Linked DNA regions of Mus musculus: regions 2 and 3 are each linked to region 1. A link is a loop called in an ENCODE intact Hi-C map of the cell type or tissue named here. Cell type or tissue: heart. All regions are shown on one strand. Links, peaks and the distances in the headings refer to the core of each region. The heading gives the core; the rest is flanking DNA. Region 1 holds the start of Mir5119 (microRNA 5119). Region 2 holds the start of Pnmt (phenylethanolamine-N-methyltransferase). Region 3 holds the start of Neurod2 (neurogenic differentiation 2).

Evidence for each region. Peaks named below come from ENCODE experiments on the same cell type or tissue, not always from the same donor. Only the 100,000 strongest peaks of a DNase experiment are listed, where the experiment ranks them.
Region 2: it touches region 1 in a loop (8-fold over the local background); 8 of 42 quality-filtered maps call a loop at or near these places.
Region 3: it touches region 1 in a loop (2.7-fold over the local background); 5 of 42 quality-filtered maps call a loop at or near these places.

The regions. Positions count from the first base shown.
Region 1 is chr11:98,261,030-98,271,031 of GRCm38, reverse strand. It overlaps Mir5119 (microRNA 5119), which reads right to left and starts at 8,426; the gene lies at 8,370-8,426. It also overlaps a transcript of Cdk12 not described here. In heart, for the core only: a CTCF peak has its summit at 5,803 (motif pointing left); a DNase peak (open chromatin) is centred at 5,781.
Region 2 is chr11:98,384,390-98,394,391 of GRCm38, reverse strand. It overlaps Pnmt (phenylethanolamine-N-methyltransferase), which reads right to left and starts at 7,769. Exons shown (of 3, transcript NM_008890.3): 1 at 7,526-7,769; 2 at 6,848-7,055; 3 at 6,212-6,739. The coding sequence starts at 7,760. The coding sequence ends at 6,295. It overlaps Pgap3 (post-GPI attachment to proteins 3), which reads left to right. Exons shown (of 8, transcript NM_001033537.2): 4 at 2,635-2,697; 5 at 3,251-3,312; 6 at 3,579-3,715; 7 at 3,901-4,105; 8 at 4,291-5,720. The coding sequence ends at 4,354. Tcap (titin-cap) reads right to left here. Exons shown (of 2, transcript NM_011540.2): 2 at 9,439-10,002. The coding sequence ends at 9,847. In heart, for the core only: CTCF peaks have their summits at 2,734, 4,785 (motif pointing right) and 8,554; DNase peaks (open chromatin) are centred at 931, 4,871, 7,521 and 8,591; H3K4me3 peaks cover 2,996 bases; H3K27ac peaks cover 7,888 bases; H3K27me3 peaks cover 3,871 bases.
Region 3 is chr11:98,322,599-98,332,600 of GRCm38, reverse strand. It overlaps Neurod2 (neurogenic differentiation 2), which reads left to right and starts at 2,956. Exons shown (of 2, transcript NM_010895.3): 1 at 2,956-3,167; 2 at 4,260-7,184. The coding sequence starts at 4,265. The coding sequence ends at 5,416. In heart, for the core only: no CTCF peak of the experiment used is centred there; a DNase peak (open chromatin) is centred at 3,988; H3K4me3 peaks cover 2,184 bases; H3K27ac peaks cover 231 bases; H3K27me3 peaks cover 7,825 bases.

The sequences.
Region 1 (10,002 bases), core at 913-8,912:
TCCTGCCTCCAAGTTCCTGACCTGCTTGAGTTCCAGTCCTGACTTCCTTTGGTGATGAACAGCAAAGTGTAAGCTGAATAAACCCTTTCCTCCCCAGCTTGCTTCTTGGTCATGTTTGTGCAGGAGTAGAAACCCTGACTAAGACAGCAGTACATGCTTATACTTTTAGCACTTTGGGAGATGAGGCAGGAGGTTTGAAACTTGGAAGTCAGCTTGGGCTACATAATGAGATTCTGTCTCAAGAACAAACAAACACCACCCTCCCCTCCCCTTAAAACTTTTGTGTTAGCTGGGTACACAGAGTTCTAGGCAGGCAACTGAGGAATGATAGTAATAGATGTTTACCAGGAAAACCTCTCTTTTGGAAAGTGCCCAGGCTTCCTGACTGTCCTGCCACAAATGGATGTATAATATCTTCTATGTAGGGCAATGTCTCAGTCTTTCCTCATGAGAAGCCTCACTGGGAAAGCTCAGCTTCTCCTGTTCACTTCTTTCCCACTTCTCCCTTTCTTTTCATAGCTGGGACATCTCCTAATCTAATGAGAGATTTTTCATCTACAGAGCTCAGAGTAGGCAGGACTGGGGCAAAAGAAAACTCTAACAGACTTGATCCCCCTTCCCCTCTGTTGTTTTCATGAACCACCCCCATTGCTGTGAGTCACCAGAACCTTAAGCTCTGCTAAGCTGCCAGCAGCCTTCTTCCTCCCCCTCTTACAGACAGGCAAATATGTATGCATAGGCCCCAGTGCCCACAACTTCCTACCCCAGGACCACTCTATTTCATCCCTAGGAATCTACAACATAGTCGGAGAGGAGTGAGCAAAGGAGCGTGAGACCCTAGTGTGTGCTCTGTGCAGAGAACTGGCTGCCCGCACAGTGGAACAGGATCACCTGCCAGATGAGCTAGCACACTTGGGCATAGAGCCATCAGCATGTAAAAGGAAGAAGATGGGGTAAGAATGCTGTTTCAGAAATAGATGTCTCCTGATTTCATCTCTGGCCAGTGAGCACAATGGCACTGCCACCTCTGTCAATCTCTCTCTCTCCTTTCCTGTCTAAGGCCCTGGAAGATATAAGGAGAATCTGTACAACAGCTTTCTAAGTATCGGGGTGAAAGGTTCAGACTTCCAGATCTATTCTCACCCATGGGAAAACTGAAGGGAGGCGGGCAGTAGTGGCCACGCCTTTAATCCCAGCACTTGGGAGGCAGAGGCAGGCGGATTTCTGAGTTCGAGGTCAGCCTGGTCTACAAAGTGAGTTCTAGGACAGCCAGGGCTACACAGAGAAACCATGTCTCAACAAAACAAAACAAAACGAAAAGAAAGGAAAACTGAAGGGAGGAATACTAGGCCAATGCTGACTAATCCCAGAATGTAATGAATTCTTGGTGCTGCTATCTTTTTCTACTATATTTATTTCATATCTAGGTATTTTCCCACAAAGGGCCTGAGTTTCTTCTGGACTTCTTAGCAGGTTCTAGTCTTGGACTTAAGGCTATAGATCTGACACCCTGGGATAACCTTGGAAGTGGGTGTCAGGCCTGGCAGAATTAGAAGGAGGGAAAGCAGCTCTAGTCCCTCAAAGGACATTCAGAATGCACGGTGACTGCTTTCCTGTGCCTCCAACACCTGGAGCAGAGGTGACCCAGTCACCAAGGCCTATAAAGAGAGGAGGAGGCTTTTCTTTTTTTTTTTTTTTTTTTTTTTTTAAATTTATTTATTTATTATATGTAAGTACACTGTAGCTGTCCTCAGACACTCCAGAAGAGGGAGTCAGACCTCGTTAGGGATGGTTGTGAGCCACCATGTGGTTGCTGGGATTTGAACTCCTGACCTTTGGAAGAGCAGTCGGGTGCTCTTACCCACTGAGCCATCTCACCAGCCCCGGAGGAGGCTTTTCTACAGAGAATAGATACCTTTCTTCCTTTGCTTTGTGCTATCTTCACTGCTCTGTATGTCAGACTTGAAAGAGCAGCTCTGTCAACAGTAGCCACCTATCCTCAAACAATATTCACTATGACTGTCCTGCACTACATTGAGCAGCCAGTCCCATGGGTGGAACGACAGGTCTCAGTTCTAAAGCATCAACACTATCTTCTCTTCTTCCTCATCCCCCTGACAGGACAGGTTTTGGCACAGTTTCTTGATACCAACAGCCCTGAGGCACTTGGATGCAGGATGGGGCCTAGAAGGATTTTTTTCCAGACTGTCCTAGGGGAATATGAGGGCTTCTCACCCTGTCTGTGAGTAACAGACCATGACAGCCCCTGACAGTCTAAGGCAGATCAGGAAAAGGTTGGAAGCTAGAGGCAGATCCTGTGTTTCTCAAGGGCCTGAGGTTACTAAAAAAGAAGACAGTTCTAGGAGTGGAAGGAAGGTAAGGATGGGAGTCGGAAAGCGTGGTGAATTCTACTGGTATTGCCTTTTAACCCTCCAACCTATCTTGCCTCCACCCCAGTTTAGCCTCATAAAGCACAGATCAAAGAATTTTGAAGATTTTAAGACAGGAAAATTTTGAGAAATGCCACCTTTGGGAAACTGGTAGGAAATCCTTCCATTACCTTCATTCATCCTTCTCTCCCTGGCCCTAGCATATAGACAATAAAGGAAGTAAGGGAACAGGGTATAGATAGCTGGACTGGAAATGTATCCTTCTCGCCAGGAAAGCCATCACTGTAAGAGCCAGAGGGGACCTAAGACTCTAGAGCTACATGGATCCAGGAACACTCCTAGCTTTCTTGTAGGGCCTTGCATTTTACCACTGTTTTTATTGTAGTAGTGGGACAAGAGGTGTAAACTACCCCGGACACTTTAGCATAACAGTTTCCAATCATTTTTATTATAGCATGGAAACTTGTGATAAGATTTCCACTAGGAAAAATGTAGTTTTCCTTGGTAGATTTGCCTTTTGGTTAATAGTTGAGGTAGCTGAAGCATTTCTTTCCCTTAGACCTTAAAACATGGCAGAATTCTACAGAGAGGGCTGAAGGATAATTACCTCTGGAACAGGCCACACAAAGGGTATGGTTCCCCACTGTGTCTCTTATAAACTCTATCTGCTGACTTTCCTAAACTGCTCCAACAATCAGGAGCCAGCGACATGAGACTTCAGGCAGTGGAGGACAGAACACATTGCTTACACTTTTCATCTGACTTTCTTCTCTCCTTACCTACCTATTTTTTCTTGCCCAATGCTCCCAGGAACTCTCCAAATCCAGAACATAAAGCAACTTCAGAGCAGGATTCAATTTGTTCTTCCTCTCTGGGTCTGGCTTCCACATCTGTATAAGGAATGAGTCAGATAAGATGAGCTCCAAGTTCCCGTCTTTATAACATTAATGTTCTAAGATTCAGACCCAAATTCACCAGATCTCATTTGGGTGTCATTTTCCATGTAACTGCTATGGTACTTATTTCCTATCGAAATGTGTAGAAATGGCCCCCAACTCTACCCCTTTCAGATTTCCTCTACCACAGCCCCAGGTCCATGGTCCCTAGTTCTTACCCTTTTTCTTCAGGGACCTCAAAGTTTTACCCCACCCCCCTTCCATAGTGTTATACTCTCTGAGATCAACCCATCTAGTCAAAACTGCAGGAGCAAGAGCACAGCCTTACCTACAATTCTGGCTGCAAATTTAAGCTGCAAACCTGAGTAAATCAGCACAACTCCATCTCTTCTGGAGGTCCTGCCAGTTGGGGGGAAATCCTGGCACCTTTCCCCAATGCCTCCCCTTTTCTTCCACCTCGCTATTCTCCATGCCAGAACGCAAAGTGGCCAGTGATTGATGGGCCCGGATTCCTGGTAACCGCACCCAGTGGCCCAATCCTCCTCCCTTATCCAATCCCTCCCCTGTCCCTATTCAGAGATCAGATTGTCTCATGTTGGTCCCTGAGGTCCCATTAATTAAAAATACATCCAATTAAATGGCAGGTGAAAACGTGCTATTGGCGCACTACACCCCCCTGCCCCAGCTTGGTCTTTCCACCCCCACCCCCCTTTTAAGGCTCAGCTGTGCTTTGAGCTGAGGAAAAAAAAAAAAGATGTGGGGAGAGAGAGAGTAGAGGAAGATGTAGGGTAGGAATATGACATGGGGGTGTGCTTGAACCTCTGCCAGGGTAGCATGTGCCAGTCTGGGAGAGTGGCACCATGCCCTGGTGTCTAATTTTTTGAGGTGTGAGTAGGTTAAGTCAGCTAGGCACCACCTCCATTTCTCTTAAAGGGGCAGAGGGCAGTTAGATAGTGTGGCTAGCTGTTCTACCCTGCTTCTGAATTTGACAGGCAAGGAACAAAAGGAAAGGGCAGAGGGATCTCTGGAGTGGGTAAGATGTTCAGGAGGGAAAGGTCTGATTCGTCTTGGTATAATACCTACCTCTGCTATTCTCCAAACTAGGAAGATAAAGAGCAACTAGCTAGGACCCAGGTGGAAAGGCATAGGGACACTCTGGGGCTCAGCTATGCCTACTCATGCCTATAAGAAGGCTAAGAGAAAAATGGAGAGAGGAGGAAAGGAGCCATAATTTGGGTGGGAGCAGATAGGACAGATAGGATCAAATATACACAGATGTATGTTCATGTGGACACCATGCCCCTGAGCACCTTAAGCTCCAAGGGATCTGTCCTGTTGACTCTTTCTGTAAGCAAAACACAGCAGCAGTAGCACTTGCCATAGCCTGGCTGTCCACAGCGCTTCACAATCACTGATTGATCTTGCTTTCTTCCAATTTATGAAGTCCTAGCATTTTACCAGTTAAGACATCTGCCTCCAACCCAAGGTCCCCCTCAAGTGATACAAGTCTAACAGACACTGAGCACTGTCAGAAAAGGACTCACAAAGGAGTGACTAAGGGTAGCACTCAGAATCAGGCATGAGCGAGGGTGCCAACTCAGGGTTTCGGCCTGGCTGCCTTGGCAGCCTCAGCACCTCCTCACTTCACTTTAACGCTAATTGGAGATTTTAATCTGCACTGCTGCTCTGCTCGGGGTGCTGGGGGGAGCACCAGCTGTGCAGTAATTCCAGCAGCACCGACTGTTTAATCAAGCTGTCCTCCTGGGGAGGGGCCTTCAGGCATGGGGGAAGGAGGAAAAGGAAGAAGACCCTGTCATCTCCCTGAGCCTGTTCATTCTGACTGAGTATAAACTGTGGGGTCCTCAGTCCCACAGGATCCCAAGCCACTTGGCATGCCCAGCGAGTCATGACATGGCACAGAGTCCCCACCATGCTGTTTTCTGATACATTTTTTTTTTTGGCTCAGAGCTCTCTAGAGTCCTAGATGTGGTTTGCCCAAACAGACACAAAGATCTATTAAACTTGAATCCTGTAGGTTTGTGTTGGGGGTGGGGGTTGGCTGTCAGGGGGAGAGATGAGGTCACCCACTATTTTAGACTCCATTCTTTCCATACTTTCTCACAAAGACACTTTCCTTTGAATACTTGTAGAAAACCTTTTCCCTTGTGAAACCATTCAACCCCATCCTCCTGGACTGGAACTCAACATCTTGAAGGGATGAGGACAGTGGGTTAAACAGCTGGAGTCAGGCAAACCTTGAAGAAGACATAGCTCCTGGAACTTAAGTTCAGCTGGGTATCCACTCAATCACAGGCCCAAAAGACCAAGTATTTAGGCCTCAGGCCATTTTAAGGGAATTACAAGTGGTATCAGTTATTTTTTTGGCTTCTGGGCCAGGTTCTCTGGCTCTCTGGGAGTGTTTCTGATCATTCCCTGAAAAGAGCGCCCTCATCCATCTGTTTCCTAAGGGGCTTGGATTTTAATTGGCCAGCAGTGCCCTCGTGTGGTAGAAATCAGAACTGCAGTTGCCCCACTGGTCAGGTAACCTGACTGATAAGACAACTAAATAGCAGTTGTAACCTTTGCCATTAGGGAAGTTCATGGGCATGTAGTACCTGACTACATTCTGACATGTCCTGCTTTCTAACAACTCTGACACACATGCTTCTAGGAAACAGCACCTGACTAGTGTCTGGGTTTGATGGTTGTTTATGGGATGGATCCAGAGGCACTTATCTGGACCTGCTGCTTTGGCTGTCTGGGTTGCAGAGGTGAGAAGCACTGCCGAGAGAGAAGTCAGAAAGTCTAAAGGATAAGACAGGGTCACCGCTAGCATCCGGGAGGCAGGAAGATGCTCTAACCCTGACAACTCTCCATAGAGCCCAGAATAAAGCTGACATCATAGTTACAAGAGTAACATCTACTGGTAGACTATACCCTAGCTAGAGCTGTTCCTTTTCCATTCGCTGGGATATGTGGGTGTTAGGGACAGAGGCAAGATACTGGTCCTAAAGAACAGACACTAGATAAACACTCAAAAGAGCCAGGTATTCTTCCAGTTAAGCCTTCAAAATTTCAGCTTTCAAGAGGGAGGCTATGTGTTACTGGATCGTTCTTCACCATCATCACAGTCTGTTTACTACCTCCACTACCTGCTAAACAGGAGGGAAACGGTTCTAAACTACAGAAAAGGGATGGACACCTGATGGACACTAGAAGGGCATCCTAAATACTAGGACTTGGAAACTACTGAGAAGAAGAGCTGAGTCACAAACGCCTTCCATTTTTGGAGACACTGAACAAAAATATTCCTTGAGAAACTAGATGTAGAACCTAGAGTCCCAGTTCATATGAGAGGCAGGGAAAGGAAATAAACACGAGTGATAGAGACAGAGCTAGAGGCCACCCATCATCTGTGAAGTGAGTGAAACACCGTACCTACTCTCAGGTAGGGAAGGTGGAGATGCCGGCTCTGGGAATGACTGCAGAGCTGCAGGCCTCCACTTCTGGTGTCTCATGCAGTGTTTGGATAGGTGGACTTTTCCACTGAACCTAGAAAGAAGGCAGTGAAGTTCATTAGAGGCAAGAAGAGATAGCATTGTCCTATCTTGACTTAAAGAAATAGAAAACAGGGCTGGTGAGATGGCTCAGCGGATAAGAGCACCCAACTGCTCTTCTGAAGGTCCTGAGTTCAAGTCCCAGCAACCACATGGTGGCTCACAACCATCCTTAAGGAGATCTGACTGGTGTGTCTGAAGACAGCTGCAGTATACTTATATATAATAAATAAATAAATATTAAAAAAAAAAGAAATAGAAAACAAAACAAAAAACAGCTTTTGGGGGAAAAGTGTTTTGTATATGAAGGGGTATGGGTAAGGGAGATATTCACCCTAAAGGAGGTTGAAAGTAACTGAATAATAATGTCAGTACTCCCGTGTAGAGGCATATCTATCTGGTAACACAGGAATGAAGTAACTGCTACTGTTAGAGAGGGCTCACTCATTCTAGCTGGAGAGAGCTTGTTAACTACTAGGTAGGATACCAGAATAGGGCCAAATAAAAACTCAGGACACTTTTTTGGGGATTTCAGAGAAGAAACTGCCCTTGTCACAAGTGGGGTGCTACTCCATGTACAATCAGGCCAGTGGCTTCTGACTGGCTTTAAGTCCCTACCTGGCTTCAAGTATTGTGAATGAGATTGTTTGAGAGGCTCTGGATGCAAGGTAACTGATGGGTGTCTGGAGTTCTTCAAAGGCCATCCCTGCTGCTGCTATCTGCAAAGAAAAATAAGAAGCTACATTAGACACAGGACAAGCAACCAGTGCAAAGAGGGTATGTGGTCATGCATCGGAGATTACAATGTTGACAGCTACAGTAACAGTAACAGTATGATGGTTGCTTTTTCTCCAATTCTCTTAAACCTACATGCCCCCAAAGTGGCAAATGAATCTTAAGAATTCTTCCAGAAGAGCTGACTGTTCCAGATTCCTACCTCCAAAGACTAGTTCCCAGGATGATAAGTAAAAAACCATGGCCCTGATACTTAAGGTATATGTCAGAAAATTTAATAGAATACAAGCTGTGAAACACAGAAATACTATAGAGGCCAATGCATGTTATGGTTAATGCAAGATTCTAACTTGGAGGGGGTAACATAACTTTAGACCAGACCACCATCTTCAATTGGAGGTTCTCTTGTTCATCACAGCTTCTTTAAGGAGTTTAAAGTCAGAAAATGGCCTTAGTTATGAAACAGAAAGGTTTACAAGAGTAGATTAGTTGCAATTTGGGTAACTAGGTTTATTGTGCATTTCCTTTGCAGGAACAAAGTCTTTGCATGGAGATTAACCCCATATTCCTATATTCTTTCAACTATAATGCAGTGGACTGACCACAAATGATACACAATGGGATCTGTCTCCTTGTTATCCACGGACAGTATCAGTTGGTAGATCCCTAACACAGACCTTAACTATCTTCATGTTGCTCAGCATTTTGCTGCTTTCGTCAGCATTTTCCTTTTTGCTACTAACAGGTTCCCAATTTTTTATGTCCAGTAAAAGCAAGCATAAGGAGGTACAGCAGACCCAGCCCCAGGATGAGATGACTTATAGTATCTGTCCCATAGGCCAGCCCTGATAAGCTTATTTTTGGTTCTGACCACTGTGCAACACTTTTCCTTATGCACGGTCCAAGAACACCAAATAGCTTCCCCTAGCTCTACAAATAAGAGAAAGGCAGAAGGTGCCCACCAACTCTCCTGAGTCATGATTCCATATCCCATTCAGTGAAACTCCCTCTAGCCTTGCCTCAAGGTGCTCTCTCTCCATTTGGATTCTTCCGACATAAATTTATTATAATGACAAAGAACCTAAGCTGAGATTTGGTATGAATTTTTCACTTTGCCTCTGAGGAGGTTTTCCCTAGTATCAGTCCCTTAGTTTGGGGCCAAGGGTTCTTTGAAAATTTGGGGTAACTCTACGGGCATTAAGATCTTTGGCTATGACTACCACTTTCTTCCCAACAATTTAGTTATATTGTTAAAAATTATTTGTAAAATTTGCATGCCATTCTTTTTTCAAAATTACATTTATGTATATGTGTATGGGAGGGATGCCTGTGCCAGTGTTTGTGGAGGTCAAAGGACAACTTGCAGGTATTGGTTCTCTCCTTCCATTATGTGGGTTCTAGGGATAGATCTCAATTTGCTAGACTAGGCACTTTTACAAGCTATCTAACTGGCTGTGAAGGAGTCTAATTTAAGACAGTGTCTCACTATGTAGCGCTGGCTGACCTTAGTATCTGCTTGTCTCCACCTACTGACCCGAGGTTAAAGGTGTATGTTACCACACTTGGTTACTAAGAGATTATTCTTGAATGATACATAACATGGTTTCATACTAATAGCTTTAAATCTACTTTTCCTCCTCAATTTCTGTCTCTCCCCCTTCAGAATCTGTTTTTTCCCTTCTTAAAGTAGCCTTGGGTTATTAGGAACAGGCACTCGAAAAGCTGAGGGCTTCATGCTTATTCATGTAGATTAATATTCTGCCTCTGGAGCTAGTCCTAGATAGCGCAACAGTCTTATTGCATGACTGGATGAGACACTGTCCTTCTTTAAGCTTCAGCATCATGCTCTAAAAAGAGGCTGGATTACATACCTCTCTTTAGCTCTGGAAAGTTATAATTCTGTAAGGTGAAGACCTCCCTCCCCTGTGATATTCAGGCCCGACACCCTTCTCTATGCCACTGTAGAACGCAGTACCACTGTAGTATATGCCTTTCTAATACACTTTGAATAAAGCAGCAAATGAGTTCTTCTAAATGCTAAGCCCTTCCTCCTAAGAGGAAAAGTTAAGGGAGCTAACTCTCTCATCTTGATAAAGCAGGCAGACTGTCTCTGCCCACACTCAGACTGGCATACTGCATACACACTTGACTTTGCCCAAGGGAACCCTATATAGAAAGCCCATATACTTAGTGGTTGCTAGTCCAACACAACTGTATGTAGATGGGAAGGATATGTAAATATACCCACAGCAGAGAAAAATACCAAATCCCACACACTCCTGTTTTCTCCTACTTTGTGCCTGTACATGCCTGCAAGAAACCTCGGTGAGAGAGGACACAGCATTCCAGCCTTCTTTCTCCCCAAAGTCAGAAAGAGAAAGACAGTGAGACAAGAGCTACTTGGCTTCCTATAAATTGTTTTGT
Region 2 (10,002 bases), core at 881-8,880, 120 kb before region 1:
TTTGCCAGCAAAACTAAACCAGCCAGCCCCCTGCCTCCCTGCACCCACCTCTTGTCCCCTCACCCCCCGACACCACTGCCACCCTGGCCCATGTCCTCCATTCTCATTGTTTACGCATGATTCTCACCTCCCCTGTGGCCCCTCCCACCACACTGGGCACAGCCAAGGAATATAGAACAGTTGTGTATGTGTGGGGGTTTCCCTGTCCATCTGTCCTCTGTTTGCATCTGACTATAAGCTCTGAGGAGAAACAGCACCTGCTGGGACCACACTGATGGGACAGGGGAGCCATCCATGCTCATGGGACAGTGGCTTGGGAGCACAAAAATGGGTTCTTCCCATATTTTGCACTGTAGGAGCCGGGGTCCCAGAGCCCCACAGTTTAATCTTGAATTTGGTGGCCCTTGAGGAAAAAGAAATGAAAGGACATGGTGGAGTCAGCCTGGTGAATGAGATGGAGAAAACCTAGATTCCTAGTTTACCTGTGTACCAGGCAGCAGCAGTAGAAACCGCAGGTAGTGGGAAACTGAGGCAGGACAGGTAAGTGTGTTGCCTGAGGACACACAGGAAATGCTGCGCTGTGGTTAGAGCTTAAAGCCCCCAGGTTTGGTTCCTCGGCCTGCTTTCTTAGCAACACTGCCTTTGAGTGCAAGGAAAGTATCAGAAAGATCCCACCGTTCGTGGGTCACTCCGTAAGAGAGAGGGACATCGCGGGGGTGTACAGTACAGGCTTCAGATAGGACTCAGTAAGTAGAAGGCCCCTGGGAGACATGCAGATAAGGAACCAGCAGCCCCCACTGTCTGTGGTGCTCAGGCCTGGCCCTGCGCACCTCTACTCTCTTCTTCCAGGGTTCCAACTGCCACTTAGCTCAGCCCTCTTGTCACCTCCCCCTTCCTGCTGTGGGTGACAAGGACTCCTGGCTGGCTGCCAGTGCCTGCTGCCTCCCCCCCACACACACTGGTCCCAGGGCCATTCTCCTCCCTAAGATATCCCTGCACCTGGTCTGCCTGGTCCTTGTGATTACTTGAGCCCTGTCTCCAGCCTGGGGTCACCCATCTCCCCACACCCACAAATCTCACTATAGGCCTTGTGTAGGGTGGGGGAGGTGAGGGCTACTCAGGCCTGCCCCACTTGAAGAGAGAGGGCTTAGACTTGTTCTGAACTTAAGGGTCACAACCCATGTCCCAAGCCAGATTTGGCTACTCATCCTTAATAAACCAATTTTAAAAGCCAGACTAATAGTAGAAAACCACAGAAGGAAATATGTGGCCACATCGGGAAGTCTGCTTATTGAGAACTTGGCGTGGGACACAGGCTGTGACCTCCCCTCTCAGAGTCAGTAGCAGGCTGAGAGGCACAGCCAGGTACCCACAGGAAATGTAATGCTACCCCCCAAACCTGAGGAAAGAGACGGAAGAGGCCTACCCACCATGAGATGCACCTCAGAGCCTTCTGAAGGCTACAGAGGCCATTCTTCAGGTAGCCTGTGTAAGTAGAAGGCACTGTGAGGGACTAGCTGCCAGAGATAAGCCAGGCTCAGCAGTGGGTGGGGACAGACCGCTCCCAGAGCCAGAACCCAGCATCAGGGAATCTGCCTGCCTCCTAGCCCTGCCTTGCCTCCACTCCCGCCCTCTGTGTTACCCCCAGCTCTTAGCAATCTCAGGAACTCAGCTGTGTCGCATCCTCCTACCATGGGCCCCTACAGACTGGCTTCCTGACTTGCTCCTGTGTCCCCTGACTGGCCACTTGTTGTGTTACCTAAGTGGGCAGCTCCCACAGGCCTGTCCTGCAAGTGTCTCTGCCCACTCTCCCAGGAGTGGCAGGCAGGTCAAGCCCTGCTCTTCCCTTTGTGACTGGCTGCCACCGATTCCTCAGGGTCTGGTGTGTGTCTCCGCCCTGGCTCGCTCTTCTCTCAGTAACTGGGGCCTGTGCTGGGAATGGGTCCTGAAGAAAACACCAGCATGGACTCCCACAGTACGGTGCATTTGCAAGTCCTGCCCACTGCCCAGTTCTGGGAAGAGCCCCCCCCCCCCCCCCCGCATTCCCCTAGGCCGTCCTGCTATCCCGCCCCTGCTCCTCCCGAAACTCTAGAGCAGCTACTGGCTCAGCGGGTTAGACTGGAAGCTGGGCTAGGTTGGCCAGGTTGGTCTTCCTCAGAGGCTGGGCTGCAGTGGGATCTGCTTCGTTTCCCTCCCTGGATTGCTGTTCCTCCTGACACACCCCAAGCTAGCTCAAGTCCCCCCACCCCACCCACCTCATTCCCGCCCCCAGAAGCTGAGGTCACAGGCTCCCCTGGGCTGGGCTGGGGTTGTCATCACCTGGCAGTGGGGGAGGAGGCAGGGCCCTGGGGGCTGTTGTCTTAGAGATTGGGTAATTTGGGAACTTGAGTCTGCCAGGACTGGTTCCTTGGCCCGGCCAGAACCTGCGGAGGCCACAGCAGCTCTTTTTGGCGTGGTGGGTTTGGGTGGTAGTTTACAGTGGTGGGAAATCCTCCTGAGGGGAGTGGGGTAGGTTGGAAGTGAGTCCTCTGCTTGTTCAATGGCCTGGCTGGGCACAGGAAACACTTTGTCTAACAGAGCCCCACAGGTCTCCTCCACCTTGGGCAACATGCTGACTGGCCCCTCCCTCCTCAGGTGTCTCTCAATGCTTGGTTCTGGTCCACAGTCTTCCATACCAGGGACACTGACCTCACAGAGGTGAGCGCCTCCCAGCCCCCTGCATGGGACAGTCCCAGAGGAGCCCAAGAGAGGGCAGGACAGGCTCCCCAGAGCGAGGGCAGCACCATTCATAGAGCTCACACATCTCTGCAGAACCTCATCTCTGCCGGGTATCCCAAACCAGGCAGTGCATGGAGCCATACCTGGACCTTGGCAGGAGAGTTTTGTCATTGGCTTTCTGACCTATAAGGCCACTGAGCTGGGGGAGAGGAGATGGAGACATTTTCCCCAGGGTTTCCCAGCTAGTGTGATCATGAGTACAGTCCATGTCTGTCACATCCCAAATGACATTTTGAGTTCACGGTGTGCTGTGCCCTCTCAATGCCATGAACGCTGAGCCATTCTAATGTTCTGGACACAGTGAAACAGCCATGGGCGGGGGGGGGGGGGCAAAAGGTAGGGCTCCTGATGACTGCAAGGCCAGGCTCTGTCCCTTCCCTGCCTCGTCCCCTGGGTCTTCTCTGTGGGCCTGCGCCAGTCCTGTGCCATACTCTGCTCTCTCACATGGCCCCATGGGCTCTCCCACCCTCAGAAGATGGACTACTTCTGCGCTTCAGCTGTCATCCTGCATTCTGTTTACCTGTGCTGTGTCAGGTGAGCACTTGGGGCAAAGACAGAGAGGGGACTGCCCCTGCCCTTCTCTTCTACAGGCCCGACCCGGGTGGGGATACCAGAGAGAGATGGATCTGGCTTCTCTGGGAGCTCTGAGCCTTGGTTTCTCTGAACCAGCTGACTTGGTGGGCTAGGGTGAGGAAGGTGGCTTCAGGGAGCCTTCAACCCTTTGGGCAAGGAAATAGTTGAGGGGACGCAGCTCTGAGGACAGCCAGCCACACTCTGAGTTGTTCTGGGTGCCTGGACAGGACCGTGGGACTACAGCACCCGTCTGTGGCCAGTGCCTTCGGTGCCCTGCTGCTGCTGCTGCTGACAGGACACATATCCTACCTGAGCCTTGTCCATTTCGACTACGGCTACAACATGATGGCCAACGTGGCTATCGGTGAGCCCCTGCGGAAAGAGCTGTAGTTGGGCACAGGGTGGATTCTTGGTGGGGGGCGGGAGGGAGGTTCTGGAGAGCAGGGAGAAGCTGAGGTGGGAGACTGGGGGTGAGGGGAGTCAGGGGAAGGCAGCCAGAGTCCAGGGGAAGATCCAGTGAGTAAATCTCTCCTGTTCCTGCCCCCCCAGGCCTGGTGAACCTGGCGTGGTGGCTGGTCTGGTGCCTACGGAACCGCCAGCGCCTCCCTCACACCCGCAGGTGTATGGTGGTGGTAGTGCTGCTGCAGGGGCTGTCCCTGCTGGAATTGCTTGACTTCCCGCCCCTCTTCTGGGTCCTGGACGCCCACGCCATCTGGCACATCAGCACCATCCCGGTCCACACCCTCTTTTTCAGGTCAGTGCTCCACCCAGCCTCTGGATTCCATTTTCTCTGCCCTTCCTTGTCCGCTCCTAGGGCAGGCTGGGGCTCCCCATACCCACTTGGCCCTCCTACTTGCCTGCTGTCCCCCCCCCCCCCACCGACTGGGACGTTCTCAGAACTGGGTGACTGCCTCAGTGGGCTCATCTCTCCACCCACAGGTTTCTGGAAGATGACAGCTTGTACCTACTGAAGGAATCTGGAGCCATGTTCAAGCTGGACTAAAGAGGCTGGGAGAGAGTGGCTCCATCCGCCTCGTCCCTGAGGCGTCTCAGGGCATCTCCCTTCTCCCCCCCCCCCCTTGAGATGATTGGCTTTTCCCCTTTTAGCTTCCTGAACTTGATTATGTGGGGTTTGGACCTGAAATCCTGTAGCTACCTGGCCCTTGCTGGCCTTCACATGGAACCTGTCTTGGGGGCGGCCTCCCCACATCTGGGGCAGGGACTAGGCAGCTGTCCGGTGGCTGGGCCTGAACGGAGACCAAGTTTAGAGGTTCACAGAGAGGAGGAGGGCTGCGTCTATATTCCCCAACCCCTCCCTTTCCACATCACTCACCCCCATAGTGCCACCCCAAGTACCTCCACTTACCCCCCAAACCACACCCACAGGCCTTTGGGGTTCGTTGGGATCTCTTTTTGTCAGGGCACACTAGGTGGCGCTGGATGCTTGCTTCTCAGCTGCCCAGGTTTCTCTCCAGCTCTGAGGAACCGGGCTCCTTGGGTAGGAGGGGTTTCTACCCTGCCTCCCACAACCCAGCCAGGACCCCGGGAAGCTCAGGATCAGAACCCAGTCTGCTGTTCTGACTGGGAGTGGACACATTGACACATAGAGGGCTATGGGCCAAGCCAGGGGCAGAGATGACCATGTGGCCAGTGAGCTGGGGCACTGTGGGTCTTCACTTAGAGTGTACTGCAGTTCAGGGGGCAGGGCGCTGAGGTGGTTTGGGGAAGGTATGTGTAAGAGATGAACATGCACCGGATACGCTGGTAGGAGGCGGAAGCAGAACTCTGGAATCAAGTCATCAACAGTCACTGGAACTCCAAGTCTGCCCCAGGCCCCAAGGCCATCCAGCTGCTAGGATATACACATGACCTGATAGACTTTGGGATGCTGGGTGGGAGTGTGGGTGCCCACCCAGTGCCCCCTTTGCACTCCACTCAAATCACATACCTCCCCCCACGTCTTGAGAGCGCCCTGCAGAACTAGCTCCCCCCCCCCCAAGGCAGGGAGGCGGAGGGGGAAGTACCCACTCCTGCCCCCTGGTTCTTTATCTTGGGATGGTGGACCTCCCACTCAGTTCCCTTTGTCAGAGCTGGACTCTCCCCGGCCAATCCCAGGGCAAGCAGGGCCCATTCAGCCTGTATCCTGAACCAACCCATCAGGAAGGCTGTCTGCAGTTGAGCCCTGCCTCTGTCCTCTACCCCCTCTTTGCGGGGGAGGATAGCTATGCCAAGGCTCCAGCTCAGGTACTTAGGCAGCCTATTAGGGTTTTGGTTTTTGTTTTGTTTTGGTTTTGTACTAAGAATAATTTTAAGGCCGGAGGCAGGAAAGGGCATGCTTAATAAAGCAACTCCTGGCCTCCCTCACCCTGACTCTGCTACTCTATGTGTATAAGGTGGGCCGGAGGGAAGGAGGAATCACTGACCGGTGGCAGATCTCTCTACCTGGGCACATGAGCGTGAGGGTGGTAGGGACTAGGCAAGGAGCTAAGCAGAGCCCGAGGCCAGCAGAGGGCAGGGGCTGGGCTTCGAGGCTGGCACTGGCTCCTGCCTTCTTGGGTCTCGGCCTGTATTTGCGTCTGGATCTTAACACCTCCCACCTCTTCACTTCAGCCTCTGGCTCTCCAGCCTTGGCTCTTATTACTCAGGCTCCCTGCGCTTCACCTGGGGACAAGCTGGCGGGACCTACTACCCAGCTGAGGCTGGGTCATAAGCCACCTGGCATACAGCAGGTGCCGTGTGGCCTCCTGAGCATGGCCTTCCTGGGGTGGGGGGATGGGTGGTGTAGAAAGCAGCCTTCACGGAGGCTTCCAGGGAGAAGAGAAAAGCTAGGGGTTGTTCTTCCAAAGCCAGCACAGTCACAGCCGGGAACTGTCACTTTATTAGGTTCCACTTCAGGTGATAAGGACTTTGGGAGGCACAGGACACCTGGCATTTTTGGGGCCCTCACACCTGCACCTCCATCTTCTGGGCCCAGGCAAAGAAGATGCCTTTGACATCATCTACCCCCGTGCAGAGGTGGGCAGGCATGATGTAGGTGCGAAGCTCTCGGACCTCGTAACCACCAAGGACCAGGGCCTCCCTCACCTCCTCCTCAGACACTGGCACCACAGACAGCCTGGCCTCCCCAGCAAGGTACCAGGACTCCTCCAGGGCCCCAATGAGGAGGAGATGACCCCCGGGCCTCAGCAGTGTGGTGATGTGATGCAAAGCCCGCTGGAAGCTAGTAAGATCTGGGCTCACAGCCTCCAGGCAGAAGGCAGAGACCAAGGCGTCGGCAGGCAGAGGGACCAGACTGGGAGTTCCCAGGGGCTGGGGCTTGTGCACATCGATAGGCAGGACTCGCTTCACCCTCGCTCGAAGCTGGCGTTCTTTCTCCTGCCAGGACTCACTGTACAGGGGGGCACAAGGCGGGGCTCAGGACTACCCCAAAGACTCAGCCTTCTGCAGCCCCCCCCCCAGCCACCCACTGCTACGAAGCTGCCAGTCCAGCTCTCACCCCTTGTCCTCAATGAGGCAGGCATGCTGACTATACACACTCCAGTCAAAGGCTCCTGGCTCCTCTCGCAGCCAGAGTCCCAGCTCCTGACGGTTGACTTCCAAGAAGTCTGTCATGGTGATGTCCTCAAAGTGGGCACAGGCACTGAGCAGCTGATATATGGTGGGGCCGGAGCCAATATCAATGAGAACCCGTCCCGACACCTCACCTGGTGGAGCAGAGGCAGGGATAACCAGTGGCTCCTGCCTCAGCCGCCCCTTCCCCTCGTGCTCTCCTCAGCACTTCTTCAGGGTAGTATCTGGAGCAAGTGCTGTGCTGACAGGGCTCCTCTGACTCGGGTCCCACCCCTCAGAAACTAGCTCTAGTTACGATTTAGTGGGGGAGATCACGATCCCGAGACATCAAGGAATGAGCCTCTCCAACCTCCCCCTCCCGCCCCCTCCCTCTCCCTATCTCTCTCACCTGGCCCCATCCGTCTCTCAATCTTAAACATCCTCCCCTTGAAAGAAAAAGACTCTAAACTGTCTAGTCAGTCATCCAATTCCCGGCCTCAAGTGGTCCTCCAAGCCTCAGCGTCCCTAGTCGCTAAGACTACAGGCCCGCTCCTGTCTGTGCCTGCTAGGTAGGCACCTTTCCCCATGAGTTCTGCTCTCTCATGCCTCCGTTTCCGGTGCTCACCGGTAGCAAAGACTTGTGCCATGCAGCGCAGCTTCCAAGGCCCGACGCCATCAGGGTTGCTCAGGTCTCCACGAGGAGGCGCGTAGTTGTTGCGGAGATAGGCGCGGGGCTCGAAGCGCTGGTAAGCCAAGGCGACAGCTACCTGGCCAGCGTCGGAGTCAGGGTCCATCTCTGCAGCGTGCTTCGGGTCTGAGCCACTCCCTGTAGCGTGCTTCAGGTCTGAGCCACCGTTCATGCTTCTGTTGAGACCTCCTCTCCCCCATCCCTTTATCTACCACTGGGTCCCCCCGCCCGGACCCCTCCGTCACAGGGGTGGGTGGCTGCTGAGGGATGAGGCGCCTGAGGCCACCACATCTCTGTCACTCCATCCATCTCAGTTAGTGTCTGAGCAACAGACGCGCGGGGGCGTGGGGGGCGCCCTTTAGAACATCGCTCCTGCCCCACCCTTGCTTTCCACTTGCTCAACAAACCCTCCACCCCCCCCCCCAGCCCCTGATCGCTCCAGGGCTGCCCTACACCCCCAGCCTCAGTTCCAGCGGTACCCCAGCTCCTCTCCAACCTCCCAAAGACTCTTTGCCCAGCATCTCACCCCTTCTCTTTCCCGAGGTCTAAATTAGCCTGTGTTCCCAGTCCCAGCATCCTTCCCAGACTTCCTCCCCTCTCTCGGGGCACCCCTTACAAACTCCTCTTCTTTATAATACCATCCCTACCTCCAGACCTCTAACCCATCTCTATCTTGCAGCACCCCTTCCCTCCTCCAGAAAGGACACTCTGTTCTGGCCTCTGTCTTGAGGACCCTGGGTCCTGAGCAGGTCTCTGCCCTGAGCATCGGATGGCAGCAGAGATAAGGAAGGTGAGCCGTGCTAATGCTTTTAGCAAGCAGAACATCCGGGCATCCCCTGCAGGCCTCTAGGGCTATGTGCTGCTTATCTGGGGGCCAGGCAAGCATGGTTGGTTCAGGATGTTCCTACCAGGTCCAGGACACTGGACTCAGGTAGGAACAAAGAGTACAGAGCATGTTCTTGGTACTGCCACGGCCGCTAGAGGGGCAGCGCATGCGCACTCTTGGCATTTCGCAGGTACAGTTTCGCAGGTACAGGACATCCCCACACCCCTACCCTGATCCCGACCCCTCAGTCAACAATCGTGTCCCCACTAGGAAGATGGCAGGGCCTGGCCTTCAGGCCTTGCTTAGTGCTCCAGGTATCTGGAACATAATCTGCCTGTCTTCCTTCCCATGTTCTCAAAATGGCAAGCTACCCTGGCAACAGCATCCCCAGTCTTGCTAAAGCAGAGACCCTTTAAGTCCTAAGAAAGTCCTATGTCTTTCTGGGGTGGGAGGGTTACTAGCCTCTGCTAAGATAGTCCTGGTCTTCTATCCAGTCCTACCCAGTGTCCCTTCCTTATCCCAAAGGCCAGACACCCAGGCTGGGATGGGGATCATCACAACAGCTGCAGAGGTCACAGACAGGAACTTAAACCCTGTCCTCCCACCCAGGCCAGGGACAGTGGGACACCTGATGCCAGCCAAGGATTGATTCTGTCTGGATCTACAACTGACAGGCCTTAGGGTCACTGACCCCATCCACACCCCAAGGCACAGCCAAGGACGGCCCTGGTGCCAGCCCCTTCCATAACCTCCTCCACAGATATCATTTAAACAAACCTTGAAGCCAGCTGGCCTGCTAGACACGCTCCAGTGCCAGGAACTGGACATGAAGCCAGGGCTGGGCAGTGGCACAGGAAGGGGGACCAGACATTCCCCCTGTTTACAGCTCTGCCCCTGTACCCCACCCCTAAGCATGGAGTGTACCCTCTGGTTATGCCAGATTTAGCTCCAATGCTTGGCTGTTCCCAGAAGTGCACGGTGGACATTCATGCCCACCCCAACCACAAAGAAAGAGAGAAGCGTGGAACATGGCTGAGCATTTATTGCAGTGCTACCAGAGGGTGCTGGGGGCCTGCCCACTTCCACCCTCTTCACATCCCCCTCCTTTCCAGAGCGTTGCACATCCTTCTCCTAGTCCATCTGTTCCCGAGCAGGCCATTCCCAGGGGCCTCTCCTCTCACCAGGATCTCTTGTCTCTTCTTCTGGGGCTGAGGGTGCTCAGCTCTCCACTCCTAGTGCCCGCCATCCTCGCTCCCTTCCCTGTGGGGACTCAGGACACCTAGGCATCCTGGCCTCGGGCTCCCTCCTCCCATAGCTCCCACCTCTGGGCAAACTACAAAGCAGCCACTGCCAGCAGCTCTCCTCCATTGTCCTAGCCAGGAAGTGCCTAGCCTGAGACAGACACAGTGGAGTCTGAGTCACACAGTCCATCTCAGCCTCTCTGAGCTTCCTGAGACATGGATCGAGACAGGGTACGGCGCAGGGGCCCGGGTTTGCTGACTGGCACCACAGGGGGAAGCTGCTTTGTGATCTCAGCCACGTCCTGGCGCTCCACGCACTGGCCGCCCAGGGCCGTCTCCAGGGCCAG
Region 3 (10,002 bases), core at 965-8,964, 62 kb before region 1:
AGATCTTCCTGCCTCTGCCTTTCTGAGTGCTGGGACGCACAGCCCAGGGGCTAAAGGAGAGAAAGTGTCGGCCACCACTGTCCTGCACGGTGTCTTAATAATAATAAAACATGTTGGACTGGAGAGATGGCTGTTCTTCCAGAAGTCCTGAGTTCAATTCCCAGCAACCAGATAGTGACTCCCAACCATCTATCCTGGGTTCTGATGCCCCCTTCTGGCATGTAGGTGCACATGCAAATAGAGCACTCATACATTAAACAAACAAATCTTTAAAATAAATAAATAAAAGCTGGTATGTATTGGGAGAGTGTTTTATTATTGGCCCTATGCTAAACTCATTAACCTATCATGCTACTTAGTGTCAACCAGCAAGCAGCCCTATAAAGCAAGCAGACTACCACTTATAGATAGGGAAACCAAGGCTGAGAAGACTATCTCAAAGTTCCTTTGTTTGTGCTGGGATTCAAACCCAGGGCTTTGGGCTCTTGAGGCAAGCACCCTACCTTGGAGCTAAATCCCCAGTCTAGAATTCAGCATTGTCTTTTACAATGTGGTAGTGCATGTCTTTAATCCCAGCACTCTGAAGGCAAAAGTGAGTTCAGGTGCCACTCTGGTCTACATAGTGATTTCCAAGATAGCCAAGAATACTTAGTGAGACCCCATTTCAAAAACAAAACAAGATGAAAACCAGGTGAACAGAGTAGACCAAGAATCAGAACTCATATTATGCACGTGAGTGTGTGCATGCATGTGTGTGTGTGTGTGTGTGTGTGTGTGTGTGCGCGCGCGCTGTGAGTGTGTGTGTGTGTGTGTGTGTGTGTGTGTGTGTGTGTGTGTTCAAAACACCTCACAGCCCAGGGGCTAGAGGAGACAGAGTCATGAACGCCCTTGAAATTATACCCCAAACTGGAAGTGTCCTGGCAAGCCAGCCCCCAACCCAGTAGTGCCCCTGGTTTTGCTTTTGCCTCTGCCAAGATTCCATCCACAGTGTCAGGCTATGTGACTTAGATGGGCTCTGACTTCCTAGTTGCAGAGCCTATAAAGGTCTTCTTGTCCTTGGTGACCACCAAGGCAACTGGGTTGGTGAAGGGGTCCTGGGTTCTAGTCTCAGCTTGCTCCCCTCCTCCTCCCCCTGGGTACCTAGCTATATCCATTTCCCTGCACTGCCTCTGTGGAAGGAAGAGGAAGTGCCTGGCCTTTGGACCTTCTTTCAGCCCCTGACCTCCAAGTGTCCAAGCTTCATACCGACTTTCTCAAGGCCTTTCAAGCCAGCATGTGTCTCTGTGGAGCACCTTGTTCATTCTGAACGTCGAATTCTTGTCTTATCAGCCCAAGACTCCCTTGAGAAGGGTTCTCCAGGTAAGACCAGAGGGCATCCACTTGGACTAAGGGATGTGGTGCGGTCTTCCTTTTGTCTGTGTGGTTCTGTGCTTGCTATGTGGCTGGCTGGCATCTGAATATGTGAGCCAAGGTTGTTGGGTGTGCACAGGTAGGTCAAGGGAGAGACAAGAAATTTGGGCCTGAAGACAGCACCTGCCTGAGTCCAGTGTGGTCAAGGGTCTCTACCCCTGACTGCAAGTACTTGTCTCTCACACAGGTTAACTCTGAACAGGGGTGTGTTTCCATTTTCTCCACCACAGAGTGAGGAACTGGTGGGAAGGTGGGTGTGTCGGAAGCTCCTCCCTTTAACCTGTACCATTTGCATCTGTGTCTGGCAGGATAGGAACCTTGCAAGGGGAACTGTAAAATAAAGCATCCATTTCCTACCTCCCTCAGCAAGACACCTGTCTGGTCTTCTCCTCTCTGGCCTCTCCTGTGACTGATGGGGTCAGCCTCTGTGGCTTTTGTATTTTCTGCAGAGAGGAAGAGTGCTGGGTCCTGTCTAAAAACTCTAAGCGGCCTGCAACCAGTCATACCCTTTCCTTCAGCTAACCAAATCAGAAGGCCAAAAGAGAGGCATTGGTGGATGGCCTACCTGGCAAGGATCAGGGGTGGTAAGGCCTCAGTGACTCAAGAAGGAGGAGGAAGAGGAGGAAGAGGGCTTCTGGGTTAGGAATCCAGATCTGTGCCCACCTTAACCCAGATAGGGACACATAGCTCATCTCCAAATCCCTCCCCACCCCACCCCACCATACATTTGCCCTTGACACCCAAGGAAAGATCTCCTGTGTGATGACTACACAGATAGACACACATGTCCCCACAGACACACACACACACACACACACACACACACACATGAGCACTCGCGTGCGCACGCACAACACGCCCATGCAGAGGCACAGACACCCAGGGAGGCAAATCTTTCCCTTTCTCTGTCTTTCCCTTGGTTTGAATTTTGTTCAGCCACATATGTTGTGTGTGCGTGAGGGTGGGTGGGGGAGGGGCAGACAGGGATGAGGAATGGCATGGTGCCAGCATCTACCTATGGGGCTTGGGCCAGGGATGCCCCCCACACCCACCCTGGAAGGAGCCTCAGCTGTCCCTTTGTGGTGGAGGGGATTCTCTTGGGGAGCGGCAGTAAGCACCGAGGTCCCTTCTCCACACCCCAGGGTCTGGTCCTGACCCACCTTAGGGACCTGGAGACAGGGAAATGGACAGATCAAGACCCTGGAGAGAGCCCTGAATTGGCCTGGCAACCACAAACCGCCAATTCCCAGACTTGCCACCCCATTGTTCCCATGTGGGGGGTTCTATATCTGAGGGGGGCAAATCCTCCCACCTCCCTCTCAATCTCTGCTTTTCCTGCGTTGGGCGGGGAGGGGAGGGCGGCAGAGATATTTATTTATTTCCTTTATTTATTTAATTTTTTTTTTTTTTTTTGGAGTAGAGAGTGACAGATGGCGGCGGGTCCCGGGGGAGCCGGCTCTCCCCCAATGCAGACGCATGCCAATCACCGTCTCTCATGTGATAGCTGCTGCCCGTGACGTGCCAAGCCCATATGGCCTGGCATAGAGGCTGGTACCCCGCCTGGTAGAGATGCCACACTCGCTCCGCGGCTCGCATGGCGCTCTGAAGACGCCGGCGCCCGCCGCCTTGAGGAACCGCTGCCCCCGCTCCCTGAAGATGGGGGAACAATGAAATAAGCGAGAAGATTCCTCTTCTCCCCCCTCTCTCTCTTGCCCCCTCCCCCCTCCCCTCCCCTCTCCCCTTGACTCCTCTCTGAGGTAAGTTGTCCGAGAGGGAGCTAGATCTGACCTGCTATTAGTGGTGGGGGGGCGCTGCTTCGGACATGGAAGTCCCCCCCAGTTCTCCTATTCCTGGGACCCTACCCCCTTACGGGATGGGCAGCGGGGGCGCCCCGTGTTCTCTCTCCCATTGGGGCCGCAGCTTAAGGGGCTGCGGAAGGAGATGGTATGCCTAGGATGGGCTGAGGGGGAAGGGTCATGAGGCACTCGAAGAAGCGAAGATGGGACCCCCCCCATGACTGTCCCGAAGGAACCTGTGACCTTTTCCCACCACCAAAAAAGATAAGCAAACAAATAAATTTGGATTTTTCCCCAAGGATCTCAAAATACAACGAGATCTGTAGAGACGTGTGGGAGGGAGGGAGTTTGAAGAGGGGAAGAGGGTCCCTGACCGCAAGGGAGACGAACAGGGTTCGCTTTTGGGTCTCCTCCCCACGCCCGGCTTCTTCAGTCCCCGCACCCGGAGCCCGCTCCGGGAGACCCGTAAGCAGCAGCTAGAGAGGAGACGGTGCTCCGGTGTCTAGAATTGGGGCTGCGGGGGTGGGGGCCCGGCCGGGGGCGGCGCGCGGCCAACTTGCAAATTGGATTAGGGAGCTTGGGGGTGAGAGGCACCGGAGGGCTTGGGGAGCCAGGCCGAGGGGCCGGACCGTGGAGAGGAGGAACCGGGGCAGCGTCCCCACGGCGGCCGCCCAGCTTCTCTCCGTCACCGGGAGAGAGCTGGCTTTCGGGCGAGAGCACCGCCTCCCCGGGAAGATGGACCTGGTCCCTTAACCCCCCACCTGGTCAAGCTCTCTGGGACCCCGACACCGGCCGAGAGCAGCTTCCTTCCGGGCCAGGGGCGGAGCAGGAGCCCGGATCTCGGGCAAGGGCCTGGGCCGCGGTCCCCCACTGGCAGCCGGGCAGGGCTGGGCCGGCTCTGGGCGGGGCAGCAGGACGTAGTGGGCATCGGGGGCCCCTGAGCTGGGGCGCTCACGGAGACTTGGGGGGTGGAGGCGGGTTGGGGGGTCGTGGTGACCCCGGCGCGCCCCTCACTCTGTGCTGTCTGTCTCCCCGCCCCCGGGGCGCCCTCAGGCACCATGCTGACCCGCCTGTTCAGCGAGCCCGGCCTCCTCTCGGACGTGCCCAAGTTCGCCAGCTGGGGCGACGGCGACGACGACGAGCCGAGGAGCGACAAGGGCGACGCGCCGCCGCAGCCTCCTCCTGCTCCCGGGTCGGGGGCTCCAGGACCCGCCCGGGCCGCCAAGCCAGTGTCTCTTCGTGGAGGAGAAGAGATCCCTGAACCCACGTTGGCTGAGGTCAAGGAGGAAGGAGAGCTGGGCGGCGAGGAGGAGGAGGAAGAGGAGGAGGAGGAAGGACTGGACGAGGCGGAAGGCGAGCGGCCCAAGAAGCGCGGGCCGAAGAAACGCAAGATGACCAAGGCGCGTCTGGAGCGCTCCAAGCTGCGGCGACAGAAGGCCAACGCGCGGGAGCGCAACCGCATGCACGACCTGAACGCGGCTCTGGACAACCTGCGCAAGGTGGTGCCCTGCTACTCCAAGACGCAGAAGCTGTCCAAGATCGAGACCCTGCGCCTGGCCAAGAACTACATCTGGGCTCTCTCGGAGATCTTGCGCTCCGGGAAGCGGCCGGATCTGGTGTCCTACGTGCAGACTCTGTGCAAGGGGCTGTCACAGCCCACCACGAATCTGGTGGCCGGCTGCCTGCAGCTAAACTCTCGTAACTTCCTCACGGAGCAGGGCGCGGACGGCGCCGGCCGCTTTCACGGCTCGGGTGGCCCGTTCGCCATGCATCCGTACCCATACCCGTGCTCCCGCCTGGCAGGCGCACAGTGTCAGGCGGCTGGCGGCCTGGGCGGAGGCGCGGCGCACGCCCTGCGGACCCACGGCTACTGCGCCGCCTACGAGACGCTGTACGCGGCGGCCGGTGGCGGCGGCGCTAGCCCGGACTACAACAGCTCCGAGTACGAGGGTCCACTCAGTCCCCCGCTCTGTCTCAACGGCAACTTCTCGCTCAAGCAGGACTCGTCCCCCGATCACGAGAAGAGCTACCACTACTCTATGCACTACTCGGCGCTGCCCGGCTCACGGCCCACGGGCCACGGGCTGGTCTTCGGCTCGTCGGCCGTGCGCGGGGGCGTCCACTCCGAGAATCTCTTGTCTTACGATATGCACCTTCACCACGATCGGGGCCCCATGTACGAGGAGCTCAACGCATTTTTCCATAACTGAGACCTCGCGCCGACCCCTTTCTTTTTCTTTGCCTTTGTCCGGCCCCTTAGCCCCAGCCCCACGAGCTCAGGGGCTCCCACCGACTCCAGAGCCGGGCGCTCGAGCGCGGGCCGCCGGTTCTGCAGCTCTCCAGAGCGGCGTGCTCTCTTACCTGTGGGTGGCCCGTCCCAGGGGCCTCGCTTGCCTCTGGGGACTCGCCTTCTCTCTCTCCCCAGCGGGCTTCCTCCTCCCTTCTCTCGTGGAGAGCATCTCTGGGGATCTCCCGCCAGGCCCTCCCAAGAGACTTCCTCCACATTCCCAAACTTGGGTTTTCTCTCCCCACCTCCCAACAGGCCAGAGGCAGTTGGTAAGGGGCTGCTGAGTCTCGGGATAGTGTCTCCCCCACTTATAGTTACTTTAAAAAAACAAAAACAAAACAGACACAGAGCTTCCCAGGCCGAAAAGAGTTGGTATCTCTTCCTTCTCGAAGAGGCCACAGCCAGGGAGCCCAAACGCCTTCACCCTAACACGAATCTCCGCGTTTTTTATTTTTTATTTTGGTGGGAGGGGATGTGGATTGAGAGGAAAGAGAGAGGCCAAGCCAATTTGTAACTAGAACCATTTTTCCTTTTCCCTTTTTAAAGAAAACAAACAAACATACAAAAGGAAAAAAAAAAAAGAAAGAAAGAAAGAAAAAGGAAAAAATACTGAGAGGCAACGGAGGCCGAACTCAGAGTCCGGATCGGAGAGAAAACGCATTAAGAACTTTTAGAAGCAATAAAAGGCAAATAATAATAATAAAAAATACTACCAATAATAATTTTTAAAAAGACACAAATATCTATGCAAGGAGGTTCTGACTGAGCCTAGCAGCCTGACCTGGGTGCTCCTCGGGTCTGCTGGCTGCCCCGCCCACGCGCGGATCTGTGCACTTTGGTGAAGTGGGGGCCCGCGCCGCCCCTCCCCCCCCCCAGTTTCTTACAATCAATGACTCGGAGATTTGGAACCCCAGTGCCACTGCCCTCCTCCCGCCCTGCCCCGTTGTGCGTCATACTGTTTTCTAAAAACCTGTTTCCAAATTTGTATGGAATGGCAAACTGTTAGGGGGGGTCGGTTTGGGGAGGGAGGGTTTGCATGAGAGACACCACACACGCACACACACGCGCGCGCGCGAACACGCACACACACACACACACACACACACACACACACACACCACACCGCACGCACACGCAGGCCCCGGGCGTCCGGGGACAGAAGGAGCTGTCTACTGGTACCTCCTCTCTATAGGCACTCTGGTCCGTCCCCTCTTGGGGTAAGGTGGAGGAGCCCAGACCTGGGAACAGCCTTACCCTTGTCCAGACTGTGCCTCCGTGGGCGCCAAGCTCCTGGTGATTTCTGGTGGCTAGAGAGGGTTGTTTTGGGTTTTTGTTTGTTTGTTTGTTGGGGGGGTTGTTGTTGCTTTTGTTTTTTGTTTTGTTTTGTGTTTCGGTTCTAGGCTCCTCCTGACTTTTGTCATCCAGTGAGCTGGGAGAACTGAGGGCTCCTCTGGAGGTTCCCCTCGCAAGAGGCAACAGGTGAAGCTCCCCCCCCACCGGAGGCAGGGAACCAGGCACCCAAACACACGATGCAAAAAACGCAAACCCACAGGCGACACACCCCACACACGCAATTTTACCTTCCTCTTGTAGCGAAGATGAAACTCCTGTCGGACACCCGAAGTGCATTGCGTGTTTCTGTTGAGTTTAATGACGATTAATAAATATTTATGTAAATGAGATGCAAAGCAGACCCGCTTTCTCACAGTGGCCTCCTTTTATGGGTGGGGGCAAGGACTGATCTGGGGCTGGAGTGATTGAGGCTATGTCGAGTGAATGACTGCTCAGAAGCTCAAGAAAATAACTGAGGGCTTTCCTGGGTGGGGTTTCCACACTGCAAGACCTACACACACACACACACACACACACACACACACTCACTCACTCACCACAGTGGGCTCATGAACAGTCACACTCACTCGCTGCCCCTCCTAGGCCCCACCCAGATTTACATAGGCACCCAGCACAAAGCACCCCTGCATTCTACTTGCATCCATCCAGCTCCCCCAAACACCTAAGGATTTTCTCTGAAAACAAAACATCTTTCCATCAATGAACAGTTATCAAAGCGGGACCATCCCACCATTTTACAACCCTTGACTTACTGTTACAAAAGCCAGAGGAGTGGAAATAAAGAGAACCTTTGGGGGGCAGACATGGATATTCTTGAAGAGAGAGAGAGAGAGAGAGATCATGAGGATAAAATATTAATGGAAACAATCACCTTTCTATCTTAAACTTCTGTTTCAGTGGGTTCAAAGGAATGGACCCTGGACATTTTGGGGATGTGAATAAAGTTGGATGCTGAATCTGAAGGGGGCCCCTGGTTAAGGACACGAGCAAAAGGGGCAGCACTGATTAATGCCTGCACAGTCTGTTTTTCTGTTGCAGTTCTAGAAAAGGGGGACCTTGATGGAAAGCACTCAGGAGGACCACTTTCACTTGTACCTCATCATTTTGTTCCCCATAACCCCTAGAGGCAGAGACAGCTTGGCCAAAGGCTTTCCAGAAAAGATGCCTCCTCCCTCCTTAGACCCCAGTGCCTATCAGAGCTCTGAAAAATTTGAAAGGGAGTCTGGGTCCTAAAAACTTGCATCCTAGAACCTGAGGAGACCTAAGGATTCCCCCCGACCCTGAAGAACCTTCCCTTGGTGCCTTTACCCGTCTCAAAACACGATCATTTTAGGATTAAAGTGAGGTTGAATGTAATATTGTTCAGGGTTGAGGTCAGATATGCTAATGGCTCTTAGGTCCATGACCCAAAATGAGATCTTCCTAACAGAAGCAGGGAAGAGAAAGGAGGGAGTCTGGATGCCAAAAAGGAAGCAGACTAGCGGCAACTGAGCCCAGCGGCTCCACTGAGTTCCCACACCTAAAAACAACCTCTTGTGGCCTCTATGCAGTTGCAGGCTGAGGGACTCCGGGAGCTGTCCACTCCTAGGTGCTGACCCGTATTTAACATTTTTCCTTCTGGCTGCCGAGGGAGACTACCGCCTGGGACTAGGGAGCAGAGCCCATCGAGTTCTCCTGCAGGCAGACTTCCTAGGAGACATTCACTGTTAAGCCTTTTAAAATGTTTGCCGAGTTCTCTGGGCTTCTCTCAGGACCACCTCTCCAGAGTGAGAGTGAGCCCTTTGTCATTGGGATTCTTCCCCGTGGGTGGCTAATGAGATCTAACAGATCTCTGAATGACTTTTATTCTTGAGAGAAAGATTTTGGTGCATCTTCTCTATCCTCCACTTCTGTGGGGGAGTTGAGAAGCTTGCAAGATACACATTCTGACCCTAACCCAAGGAACCGGTCTGCTCCAGGTGCTGGGCAGGGCCTGGCAGGGACACTTGGAAGAAAAGGAATTGGGCATCGTCCCAAGATGTGGCTCTTATTCTGCCCTGGAAACAAGGTTAATAATTGGGCTTCTCTCCCACTCAGCTGGTTTCCCAGAACTTGCTCTGAACTCCAAGCTGGGCAGGATCCAGGTGGCTTGGGGCCGGATGTAAAGGACCCCTCCACGTGGCTCCCTGGCTAGATCACAGACTCTCCTACATAGCTCTTTCAGTTACCGCACACTGTTCTGCTCTGTTCTGAAGTCAGTTTACAGCTTCTTGGAAAGGTAGTGACTCTTGGGCCATGGCATCTATAGGTCAGGCCATGTGGGGACTCAAAGACCCTTTTAGGGGCAGGGACACTGGAGCCCTTGCTTCTAATGAATCCTGCCAGCAGCCCAACTCCAATCCCTGACCTTCCCCCAGACTCCCTGCACTCTGGCTGACTCTAGCCTCCCGCCACAGCCCTCCTCCCCAACACCACACTTAACTGCCCTGGTGAGATGGTAAGATGAGCAGGAGAAGAAGATATGCACGGACACTGGGCCCCAGACGCCCCCTCACAGATCTCTTTCTCTCGCTTGGCTTGCCTGAACACACATCCTGAGAAGCTCTACGAACAGAAGTGGGAAGTGGGGGGGGGGGGGGTTAGGGAGAGAGGGTGCTGGCGGTAGGGTGCTGGACAGAGGCAGAAAGTGCAAAGAGGGTTCCTTTCTTTCCGCTAGCCTAAGCAGCAGGCTCTCCAAGCAATCCATGCCCTATTCAGATCAACCCCTGGGCTGCCCGACCCAATGTCTGGAGGCTCAGACTGGAGAGTGTTTTCTCCTTGATTTTTCCAGCCCCCCCCCCAGTCCCATTCCTAGCATTCGAATATAGCAGAGAAACAGAGATACTCTTGTGCTTATCTGGCAGGATAAGGGAAGGATGTTGTAGTTGCTTCTCCCCTTGTCATTTAATACCATCCCAACCACTGCCGGGACATTCACTGTCCATTAGTGAAACTCCAGCTATGATCTTGTCACCTATGGGACTAACTGGATGAACTACTGGAAGAGACAAAAACAAAAACAAAAGCAACCAAACCAAACCAAACTGAGTTCTAGTGGACCAGCAACAGGGAAACCCTTCTCTCTAGACACCCCACGAGGGTGGGGGGTGGGGGGGGTTGTACCAGCTTGTTTTCCCT